Linked DNA regions of Mus musculus: region 1 is linked to region 2. The links are chromatin contacts, found by POLR2A ChIA-PET in ENCODE. All regions are on one chromosome and are shown on one strand. Each heading gives the region's core, a stretch centred on a gene start or an enhancer-like site at or near the end of the contact. The rest is flanking DNA. Distances are from core to core; before and after follow the strand shown.

Evidence for each region. ChIA-PET counts read pairs that join two places held with the same protein, here RNA polymerase II (POLR2A).
Region 1: POLR2A ChIA-PET joins it to region 2 with 17 read pairs in embryonic stem cell. The contact joins the promoter of Hadhb here to the enhancer-like site in region 2. POLR2A ChIA-PET finds 5 or more read pairs at or near these places in 4 of 5 experiments (Patski and embryonic stem cell).

Annotation. Positions count from the first base shown.
Region 1 is chr5:30,152,416-30,158,398 of GRCm38, reverse strand. It overlaps Hadhb (hydroxyacyl-CoA dehydrogenase trifunctional multienzyme complex subunit beta), which reads right to left and starts at 3,146. Exons shown (of 16, transcript NM_145558.2): 1 at 3,060-3,146. It overlaps Hadha (hydroxyacyl-CoA dehydrogenase trifunctional multienzyme complex subunit alpha), which reads left to right and starts at 3,419. Exons shown (of 20, transcript NM_178878.3): 1 at 3,419-3,517. The coding sequence starts at 3,451.
Region 2 is chr5:30,112,907-30,118,687 of GRCm38, reverse strand. Garem2 (GRB2 associated regulator of MAPK1 subtype 2) reads right to left here. Exons shown (of 6, transcript NM_001167879.1): 3 at 5,274-5,404; 4 at 3,701-4,762; 5 at 2,632-2,801; 6 at 308-2,427. The coding sequence ends at 1,401. Among named protein-coding and RNA genes, the nearest start is that of 3110082J24Rik, 9.7 kb to the right of the region's middle. Within about 2 kb of position 4,232, at least 1 of the 3 ENCODE cell types and tissues checked has a DNase peak (open chromatin) inside an H3K27ac peak, as active enhancers do.

The DNA.
Region 1 (5,983 bases), core at 1,897-4,396, 41 kb before region 2:
AGTCAAGTCCAGTATTCAAGGTTTAGAGTTCCACAGTTCTAAAACACGAATCTTTCCTTTCACAAACATTAACAATACTACCAAGAACAAAGCTGGCAGTAAAAGAAGACAGTACTAAAAGTTTTATGAAAAAATAAAATAAAAACAATAGCCCTGGTCAGATTCTATCTGAAACCCACCCCCATTGATGGTGCGGAAGTTAATAAATCCCTAATCTACTTGAATTTTCTATGATTTGCAACTAACAGGTTCCTGCCTGATATGCAGATCAGAAGCAAAAATGAGGAAATTAGTAGCTCTCATAAGCAATTAGATCCCCAGGGCTTAGAGTACAGCTCAGTGGCAGGGCATTTTTCCATCATGTACCCTGAGTTTGATCCCCAGAATCAATCAAACTAAAATATCCACACTAACAAAAAAATCTTTAAATACTTCTATTTACATGTTACTTGGAGGCAAGGTCTGGCTCTGAACCCTAGGCTGGCCTAAAACTCATCATCTTCCTGGGTTACTTAGTCCTCTAGGTGCCTGTGCTACCCATCAAACTACAAACAGTCGGGGTTTTCTTATTTTAGACAGGGCTTAAGTGTGGCAGCCTTGGTTAGGCTGGTACTTACTATTTAACCCAGGATGGCCTTGAACCTATGGCCTATCATTCTGCGTGCTAGGATTACAGACCTGGCTCCAGATTGTGAATTCTGAATCTTAAATTTCCTCTAATTGGTTTCTATAGGAATACTTGAAATGCTCATTATAGAACTATTTATAGTTGGGACTAACATAAATGCAGATCAGTAGAAATAGTTGATCTGTATCATAAATATATCTTGAATATTCAGGAGTTTGGGAGAAAATAAAACAAGATATGCATGTTTATACTGACATCCATAATGCATATTAAATAAAAATGCAAAAACTAAAGGCTTACTACAAGACTGTACACCAGGTGATACACACTAGGCAGCACATACCATAATGGTACACGCCTTTAATCTAAGCACTTAAGAGGCAGAGGCAGGCAGATCTCTATAAGTGTGGGACCAGCCTGAATTAGCCAGTTCTAGGACAGCCAGAGGGACATAATACAGAGACCCAGACTAAAAAAGCCGAAACAAAAACAAAACAAATAAAAAACTATACTACTGTATTGGAAGGCTGGCCTTTGTTGTCATTTACAAAGCTTCAGAAATACAGAAATTTTAACAGAAAAGTATTCAAAACATGTCAATACTTGGGTAGTTTAGGCTTAGGTAGCACAGAGGCACATGGGAAGACAAAAGAGAAAGAAGGGTAGGTGAAGAATATAAAAGCAAGATGGGGTGACTTGACAGTTACTACAACATCAAAGAACAGACTCCAAGTGCAAATCAGAGCCTCCCTCACTGCAGCTGTAGGACCCGAAGCAAGTTGCTTAACGTTTCTGTTTCTGGCCCTTTAGTAAAATGTACACAGTTTTAGAGTTGTTGAGATAATTAAATAGACACCTAAATACAGGTATGTTGCCTTTTATCTAGAAAGGTTTATTTATGTGTTTTCTATTATTAGTGGGTGAAGATATAAATATACTTAGTTCTCCTCTAAGCCTTTGCACTAACGTGCTAATTATCAAACAACAACAAAAAAACCTTTGTACTTGATAGATCTCATAATTTCACCGAGAATGCAGGAAACCAAAAAAAAAAAAAAAAAAAAAAAAGGCACTTTAAATCAAGCATTAGCAAAATATAACCCAAAACCCTCAATAAAAGTGTTTTTCTTTCACATGATTTCTTGTTTTTTGGGGTCGTTCCCCCTCCCTCCACCCCCCACCCCCCAATTTTGAAGGGCTAACTGTGAAGCCAGGGCCCATATGAACAAGATCTCTACCAGCTCTGGTTTTTACACCTTCAAAGAGTTGCAACGTGTATGTGTGTGAATGGTTCCGTTTTTGTCAGTTCCATCTCTAGTTTAGGAAAAATGATAAAAAGCTGCAGGCAACACAAAACAAGTATGTAACAGAGCACAGGGTGGGCTCACAAAACAAACTATTTTCTGTGTGGCTCTTTACAAAAAAAGGATATGAAATAGGTGTAGTGGAAGGCGTGGTATGGGAAAAGGGTTCCTTTTTTGCAATTTACTCCGAAGTGGTCATTTAGTACCAGCTTAAAGTGTTCTTGGTGGTGGAAGACTTAGTTTGACTAGAGCTTTAAAACAGGACGCTCCTTTCTTTCTAGAATCATTTTAGCCATTTCTTTCCTGTGTGGCAGAATAATCAATTAACTAGCAAGTGCCACTTCTGTTTGAATCCTGGCTTGCCACAGAGAAGGTATTATAATCTTTCTGAGCCTGTCAAGTCACCGAAAGTGCAAATGAAACGTGGGGTTTGTGCGTATTAAACAAAATGGTGCACACACCGGAAGCTGACTTTACTTTCTTTTGAAAACAATCAGTTTATTTCAGGGCTCATCTTTCCAGCACCAAAACAAACAACTCACACCCTGGCGCCCAGAAGAGCTGAACTCTCAATTAAAAGTAGACTTAGGTTCTAGACTAATTCTACCACCTGTGGCGCAGTCTCAGTCACTAGCTACGGCTACTTCACAGAAAAAAGAGTGAGGGGTGGCAGGTTTGCCCAGATGTTTGCTGGGTTAGAAAATGTCCGTGAACCCTGGATCACCAAGCAGACTGGAGGACTGTCTTGGCTGCTTTCACCCCCGAGACCCGCACTTAACGACGCGTTCTCAATCTCTACAGCCGCCAGACTGCCTAGACAGGTCAACAACAGGGGAAACGACACCGCTCTGACACAGCCCAGCGTTTCACACACACGCAATCCATTCGTAAACCTGAAGTGACAAATGCAGACAGAAGACACCGCTGCCGCGAGCTACGCGAGAACGCGACCACCGCCCGCCCTGAGGCGGTTCGCACTGGAGGCCTGGACCAGCCTGTCCCGCTCTTGGGACTTCGACCCTCACAGCAAAGGGAAGCGGCCGCGGGCATCGACGAGAAGAGTCGGGAGCAAAGTGGCACCTGCCTGTGGGGAAATCAGAAGAAAACCGAGAAGCGCGCTGCCGCACCTTAGAGTCCGCGAAAACTGCCGCTGCCAACAAGGTCAAGTCCAGACTGACAAACGTCCGCCCACGCCGAGGGGCGGCTCCCGCTCCGCAAGGACCCCCTCTCGCCCCGCCCGCCATCACCGCGGCATTTACGGGCTGCCCGCTGAACGCCTGAGCAGAAAGTCAGACACTCCGCCCTCTCCTCGGAGGTCCTTAGTCTCACCTTCAGAGAAATCATCCTTTCGGCTCGCTTAGTTGAGAGCAAGAGGTAGGGCGACAGGACGGGTGGCAACTCAGAGTCTGCGTTTTAGTAAGGCGGCACTTAGGACACCCTGCCGGACAGGCTCAGAAAAGAAAAGCCCTCGGCTCCATTGCCCCCCACTAGAAGAGCTTTCGTCCTCTTCTGCTCAAGATGGTGGCGTCCCGGGCGATTGGCAGTCTCAGTCGCTTCTCTGCCTTCAGGATCCTACGCTCCAGAGGTGAGCCTGGAGAGGGCTCGGGAGAGTCTCGGAGTGCCTTCAGGAACTGGGGCGGCGGGGAGCAGCGTTTGCCTCTCACTGTCTGCCTCCCACCCCTTTCCCGGGACCCGTGGAAATGGGGCTACTGTTCCGAGACCCTATTTCCTGTGTCCTTGTAAAGGAACTGTCACACCCTCTCTCGCCCTGCTCCGGCAGTGTCAGGCTCTCCCCTAACTTTCCTGAGTCTTTTCCACTTAGTCTGGCAGTTTGCGCAGGTCTCTGCTGTAGCCCTGAGCTCACGCCCCTCTTGTCTCCCTTAATGTTTGTCTTGGCCCTGACACCGCTAAGTTCGGAGGACTAAGTAAGACCTGTCACATTTTTGAGGCTCTACTACATGTTAGTCGCCATAAGAGATATCTATCAGCCTTCTCGGTGACATTGACTACTAGCCTTACAGATCAATGCCACTCCTTGATCTTTTCCGTCAAAACCATTTTTCCCCCCCAGAGAACTCAGCTCTCCCACTTCAGTAATCTTAGTTTGAATGTATAGAAGGTTGAAACTGGAGGTTCTCCGACTTAGGCAAAGAAATTTTGATGAGGAAAAAAATTTTTGATCACTTAGAAACTATTTCTAATCTCATTTCTGTCGATTCCCAGTCAGGCTCCAGGAACTGCATTCCTTTTCAAGCTGGCAGTGAAAGGGTTAAAGGGGTGTTGTTAGAAAACAGCCTTTTCCCAGACATCCCAAATCTGTAAGGGCAAATGTAACTTCATTGTGTATCATACTTGATACTAGTTACTTCCCAGACTTTAGTTTGTAACGTGAATTCACTTTAATTTTCCTCACAAAAAAAAAGGGATGCGTGTAGAATTTACTTCTCTTACCCTCCCCTGGCATTTAATTGATTGAATCTTTTTCTACTTTTTTAAAAACCTCCATAGATCGATTATGTGTAAATAGCCAAAATTGCTACCCACCAAAAAAAAAAAAAAAAAAAATTAAAAAAAAAAAAAAAGTGAAGTGGACTGGGTGCTAATTCACCTTTAATATTAGGTGGGTCTTTGTGTTCCTGTCTGGTCTACATAGTTCCAGGCCAGTCAGGGCTACACAGTGAGACCCTGTCTTTTAAAAAAAAGAAAAGAGCCGGGCATGGTGGCACACGCCTTTAATCCCAGCACTTGGGAGGCAGAGGCAGGTGGATTTCTAAGTTCAGGGCCAGCCTGGTCTACAGAGTGAGTTCCAGGACAGCCAGGGCTATACAGAGAAACCCTGTCTCGGAAAAACCAAAAAAGAAAGAAAGAAAGATCCATCGATCTCTATGTCTCCTGTTTGCACTTGGTTGTGTTTCCTTTTCCACATTTATAACAGTTTTAGGGGAAAAAAGGCACCTATGGTCCTGTATTTGATGTAAGGTACTTTCATGAATTGGCAGCCAGGTTAGCACTGGAGTGGTGATTGGGTCACATGTTCTCTTGTCACTAGCTAGCTGTTGACTTTGCCCTTTCATCTAAATGGGCTTTCTTTTCCCATCTGTGAAATGAATGAGAGTGATTTTTTTTCTTTGACAGGAGAAGTAGTATGATGGAGCAATTAAAAGCATTAAATACGGACTCTGTCATCTGGCTTGAATCTACAGTTTACCTTCTAGTGACCTTGGGAATTAATTTCAGTATCTTTATCATTGGTAAAATGGAGTCAATCATGTTAAATCTAAAGAAGTTATATTAGGTATAACACATAGGCATACATTCTCAATAAATGTTATTAGTTTTTTATCCCTTAGAAGCAATGACTATATATAGCTGAGAACTTGTAATCTATCCATTTTACATAGGTAATAAAAAGCTAACAGCTAAATTTTCCTATACTTCTACATAGAAACATATCTAAATATATAAGTTGTATTTTTTTTTTCATTAAGAAAATGTAGTCTAGAGCTGGAGAGAGGTTAAGAGCGCTGACTGCTCTTCCCAAGGTCCTGAGTTCAAATCCCAGCAACCACATGGTGGCTCACAACCACTCGTAATGAGATCTGATGCCCTCTTCTGGAGTGTCTGAAGACAGCTACAGTGTACTTACGTATAATAAATAAATCTTTAAAGAAAAAAAAAAAAAGAAAAGAAAATGTAGTCTATTATAGCTACAGATTATTTTAATACCAGCTTATGCACTTTGAAAAAATATGCAGGAAAGTCTATTTAAAATTAGCTGTACACCTGATTTACTATTTAGAGTCTAGACTCAGCAGGTCTGTCCTTGACCCTGAGAGTGTGTGGAGGCATTGCCAAATGCTTAATGAACTATGGCACTTACTGTGAAAGAGATCTTGTACAATACTGTTATTCTAACATGACTATCAAAAAAGTCATAAGTTGATCTTAATATCCATTTAATTCCTACTTTTCCTAATTCCTAAGTATGTAAGTGGTAAAACAATTTTACAAGAAGTGAACGGCAATTAGTAGTTATTTTTAAATCTGACTC
Region 2 (5,781 bases), core at 2,983-5,482:
AGAGCTGCAGTTACACCAGACCTCAGTGGCATTGAGCTTTGATTTCTGGGTCTTCCCTGCAAGCACACAGATGTGGGCTCTGATAAAAATTACTCGAGCAGCCTAGTGGTGGCAGGTGGATTTCTGTGAGTTCAAGGAACCCTGTGTCAAGAAAAAGATTATTGCGAGAGGATAGGGTTTTACAGGCCACAGTGAAGACTGCCCCCTTGTGTATCTACACATACCATTCTAGAGTCCTTCCCTGCTTTAGAGACACATCCTTGGTCCTCATGGCCTTTCACAGAAAGAATCAGCCAACACCCAGGGCCCTACTCTTTCACCACTCCAGGGTCTAGCCTTTATTTCCATATTCCTTGAGGTTTCATTAAACAACTGTGAGAAGACAAATGGCACAGCCTAGGTTTCTGTGTTTCCGTCTGAAAGGCACAGATGGGCAGGGCTTAACTATTCATAAAACACAAGAAATAAATATCTAGGTAGGCCAGGGAAGGCAGACAAGAAAACTGACACCAGAGGCATGAGTGTGGTTCTTGTTAGAGGTGCTGGAGAATGAGGGTGAGGGGTAGGCCAGACCTCTACTGTCAAACAGATCACCATACTTGAGTCTGAAGAGTACAAAGATCTGCTCTGAACCATGTGAATAAGTGGCTGAGCTCAGGAGCAAGCAGCCTTTCTGAGCCACTTGCTGTCCTGTACCAGTGACACACCAAGGAGGCCACCAAGAGCCCATTAGAGCCAAAGCTGATGGCAGGAGACTGGTAGGCTGGAGGTGTCTGACTTACATCTGGCTCCTCTGTGGAAAACAACAGGCTATCTGTGATGATATCGGAACAGGGACTCTGGTGCTGGACATAGGCCTGTAACTGATCCACTAGGGCAAGGGGTACCTCACAGACAAAAATCACATCCCTAACTCTGGAACAGCTGCAGGCCAAAGCCCACAGAGCATGAAAGAGAGGCCACTTTGGGGACATGGCTGAAAATGATGAGCCATCTTCCCTTGTCTCTCACCTGAACATACAGGGCCGAGAAGTGTGTGTTTGGGTGTGTGTGTGAGTGTGAAAGGCTGCAGCAGGGTAGAGAACAGCGTTCTACCAGCGCAAAGCCACCCGATGACATACGCGCCACCTTTACTCTGCTGTGGGGATGGCACTAAAAGCCCCTCCAGGGCACCTGAAGAGCAGTGCCTCCTCCTCAAAGGCGAGGCAAGCTCCTGCAGGGTCTGGCCCCAAAGGGCCACGGTTCCCACTCTTTCTCCCTTGAAACACTCAGTGTTCCAGAGCAGCCTCCATCTTGACCCAGATTTTCCCTGCGGGAAGCACTGTTTCTGGCAGACCCAAGTTAACCCCACAGGGCCTCTGCTCCCAAAGTTGAGGCTGTGCAGCACCTGGCTGGCTGGTTCAGATCTTGGGTCTCCAACCTTTGATGAATTGCATGATTTTCTTGACCTGAAGCTTGGTGAGATGGAAGTCGTCAGCCAAGATGTCTTCACTGAGCTGCACAAAGATGCTTCCGTCGATGCGTTCTCGGGCAAAGAAGCTCACCACGTCCTCTGAGAGCCCAATGAAGCGCAGACTACGGGAGACCTCTTCCAGGGAGAGTGCAGACAAGTCTGCTGGTGGCTGCCAGGAGGAGGCATCCCGGACCCCAGCACCTGTGGCTCCCTCCCGGGGGCTGCCAGGAGGCCCTTCCAGGCATCCTTGGGTGAGAAAGAGTAGGGTTCCTCCTGCCTCAGGCCCCTGCAAGGCAGCTGGTGACAGTGAGGCAGGGACCTGCCTCAGCACCAAACCTTCGGGCTCAAAGGCCTTGGGCTGACCAAGTGGTGAAAGGCAAGGTCCTGACCCAGGTGCCCCCGCAGCTCTGGGCTCCTGACAGCGCACTAGCTCCAGCTCAGGAGGACTGGCCTGCCCCAGCTCAAATGGGTCCAGGGGCTCCAGAGCTGGCTCCTGCCACTCAGAGGATGACAAGGAGGAGGAAGGAGCAGCTGAGTAACCTTGGCCTTGTGGGCCTGGGCCTGGGCCTGGGGAGTGTGTGGGGCTAGAGGTAGCCAGGACACCCGAGGTGGATATGGACCCAGAGGAGGAGGCCGCTGGAGCACCTGAAGGGTGGGCAGGCCCAGAGAAGGGGTTGAGTGCACCAAAGGGAGCAAAGGACTTCTGGGGACGAGAGGACTTGAACAGAGGTGGGCAGCTATGGTAGTTCTTAACTACTGGGGTGTCAGCCCCCAAGAGGGAGGGGGTTCGACCACTCAGGGGCTCTGATAGGCCTCTTGAGGCCTGGCTGGGCTGGGTGGTGGTAGAAGGCAGGGGTCCAGGTGGCGGGCGACTAGAGGACTCGCTGGCTTTACAGTCTCCCCAGGTGCAAGGGTAGCAATAGAGAGAGTATGCATCCGGTGACGGGGAGCCACTGCCACTGCGGGATCCTGCCCTACAAGCGGAGACAGACACACAGGATGCACTCATAGCATAAGGCAGGCAGAGTGGGAAGTGACAGTCACAGGACCCCAGAGCCCCCGGCAGGAAACTATCCCTCTACTGTATAGCCTGAGACCCTCTTGGATCCCCTAAGTCCCCAGGTCATGTCAGAACACGAAAGAGAAATGAAAAGCCAGGGACCAAGGTAGCAACTCACCCATCCTGCAGGCCAGAGGAATAATAGGAGAGACTGGAGCTGGGCGAGTGGACAGGCTGCAGCTTGGGAAAGTGGGGCAGCACCGGAGGGCTGCCTGTGAGCTTGCTGCAGCTGCCGCCACCCCTAGGAGGCACTGGAGGGGCGTGAAGCAGGCGGCACTCTTCCTTCACCTGCAGAGGAAGACCACGACTGCCTTACTTCTTACCTCACCTCTCAAGCAGGGGGGCCGGGCCTGAGACCTTGTCCCATGCAGAATGGAGGCTGTCCCGCCTAGATACCCCTGTCTATTTCCAACCTGTTTTGTCTCTCATACTCGGTCCACAACAGTCCCCTATTCCATCGTAAATTTATTGTGAATGTTAGTAGATTGCGGGGCGGGGGCGATAGGGATATTTGTTCTTCAGGGAAAAGACAAGGGACCTGCTACTAGGATCCTGTCCTTACAAATTAAGTTCCCCAAAGAGTGTGTTAAAAGGTGTGATTGAGGGCTGGAGAGATGCCTCAGCGGTTAAGAGCACTGACTGCTCTTCCGAAGGTCCTGAGTTCAAATCCCAGAAACTACATGGTGGCTCACAACCATCTGTAATGAGATCGGATGCCCTCTTCTGGTGTGTCTGAAGACAGCTACAGTATACTTACATATAATAATAGATAAATCAGTGTACTTACATATAATAATAAATAAATCTTTTTTTTAAAAAAGGTGTGATTGATGAGGGAACTGTCCTGTGGGCAAATAAGTGGGGAACGGTTAAATATCAGCACAGAACATATCAGAGCCTGTAATGTGGTTCTAACTCATCGACTCCAGGGGTTGCTGGAAATCACTCGCATTTCCTACATTTACTGCATTTTTCCATCATGTCGAACTTTGTGGAGTTTGTGGGTACCTGCTTCCAGATCACCCTCAATTCTCTCTGCCTTGCATGTGTGCCCTGGTCTTTTCCCCTCTCCTTCTCCTTTGGCTCTGGCCATTCTGTCACTCCCCAGGCGCACGGAGCCTCCGTGGTCCTCTAAAACCTGCCCAAGTTCCTTCAAGAACCTTCAAGGTGAAGCAGAACTCACTCACCGCCTCGGATTTGGGAGGGACAGGAGGTGGTGGTGCCTCTGGCTCATGCCGTGGGGGCCCCACGATCCCGAAGGAGATGAGGTCCGGCCCCGCTAGCGGCCGTGCACGGGCGTCGGCGCGGCTCTCGGGGGCTTGGTGCACCCACAGCTCTTCGTAAGGGATCTCGGCGCAGCCGCCCGCTGGCTCGGACACACCCGCCCAATCGGGGCTCACGTAATCCTGATCGCTGTCGCCGGGCGCGGGCAAAGCGGGACCCAGGCGACCCGGCGGTCCAGGCGCACGGACGGCCCCGGGGGCGCGCGGCGCGGGCAGGCAGAGGCGCGCATGGCGCGGGCTGGCGCAGTCGTCGGAGAGCTCCGCGGGCGCCTCGCGCACAGCAGTGGAGTATTCGTCCGGATCGAAGCGCTCGCGGCAGTAGGAGGCGCTGTCGCGCACCAGGCGCTCGACGCGCGGGTCCCCGGCCAGCAGACCCTGCGGCAGAGTGAAGCGCGGCGTGTCCGTAAGCAGCAGGAAGTGCAGCGGCGCCGGGCCCTCGCGGCGCAGCGCCAGCCCCAGCACCACCGTCTTGGAGATGATGCTGACCAGCTTGTAGCAGTGTCCCTCCCGCACCGGGTGGAGGTCGTAGGGGTTGCGCGGCGGCCGGCTGGGCACCAGCACGTTCACCGGCAGCCGCACGCGCTCGATGATGGCGCGCACCGTGTGCTCGCCCTCCTGCATCTGCAGCTCCAGTGGGCTGCGCGTGCTGAATCGGCCCTGGCACTGGAAGGGCAGGCTCAGGCTCTCGTTGGTGCGGTGGTTCATGCAGATGAGACAGGGCATCTTGCTTTTGACGGGCCTGGCGGCCCCGCCGCCACCCCCTGTTGCTCCCATGCTCCCGGGGCCGCCGATTCCGGCCAAGGCCCCTGCACGGCCCAGCTTGCGCAGGAGCGTGGTGAAGCGCGAGCGCTCCTTGGTCGTCTTGGCGCACAGAATCTCCGCCTGGCCCATGAGAGTGAGCTCGTCGCCTGCGTGCAGTGTGAAGTTGTACACCTCGCTGTCCTCGCTGAACTCGCCTGACACCACCTGGGGAATCCCAGAGACAAGGTGAAGCCCTAGCTAGGGTCGCAAGGAAAGTCACACACCAGCTCCAAACTCCTCGAGCGAGCTTTCCAGTCCCTTCCTCTTAAGCTGTCACTGACATAAGAGCGAGAGCACTGGACTGGGACTGGAGGGAATCTGCGACTTTAACGTTTTCTTTGGGTCCTTAGTTACCTCATATGGGTGGAGAGATGTACTTTGAAAGTGCTCAATCACTGAAAATTTTATTAGGCCATCTTGACCATTTGCGTGATAACAATACCTCACCCACCCAAGACTACGTCAGGTCGTGACCCCTCCACGGGCCGTTCCTGCTTCACCACATTTCCTAGGAGATGCTTCTGTCCACTGAGTTAGTGAGCGGGCTTTCCTGGCATGGCCTGACTGTGCCAGAGGGTGCCCAGAAGCAGCTTTCCCTCCTGGATCCTATGAGCAACACTCTAACCTAGAGAAAGGGAAGCGGGGGAAGGTCCTACCCCGTGCCTTTAGGACTAACCTTGACACTGAAGGTGATGGCTTCCATCACGAAGATTCGGTCAGGGAAGACACTGGCCACCTCCTCCACGCTGCTGAAGTATCTTACAGGCTCCCGCACGTCCCGAGCCTGCTCCAGGAGCTTGAATTTGCCTGCACGGGGGGGGGGGGGGGGGGGGGGGGATATACAGGCTGCTGAGGGAGGGCCTGCCTGCTAGGGGTCAGGTCTGAATTCTAGGAACATCAGGCCTGCTATCCCAAACTCATCCAGTCCCTCTGGAATTCAGGTGGGCACAAAGCAGGTATACTAAGGTATAATGTAAATATCATGTAAATTGTCTGTCTCACGTCGGCAATGATGAGCTTAAAGATAGGCTAAGAACTGCTCTGCCTTCACACAGATGGAAAATTGGAGAGTTAGTAAGGACTAACAGAGGGTGATGGAGAGAGGACACAGTTTCCCTAGTTCTGCTGTGGCCCTCTCCGTAGTTCACTAACATTCATAGCGTCCCCACTGTGATGTAAGTCAG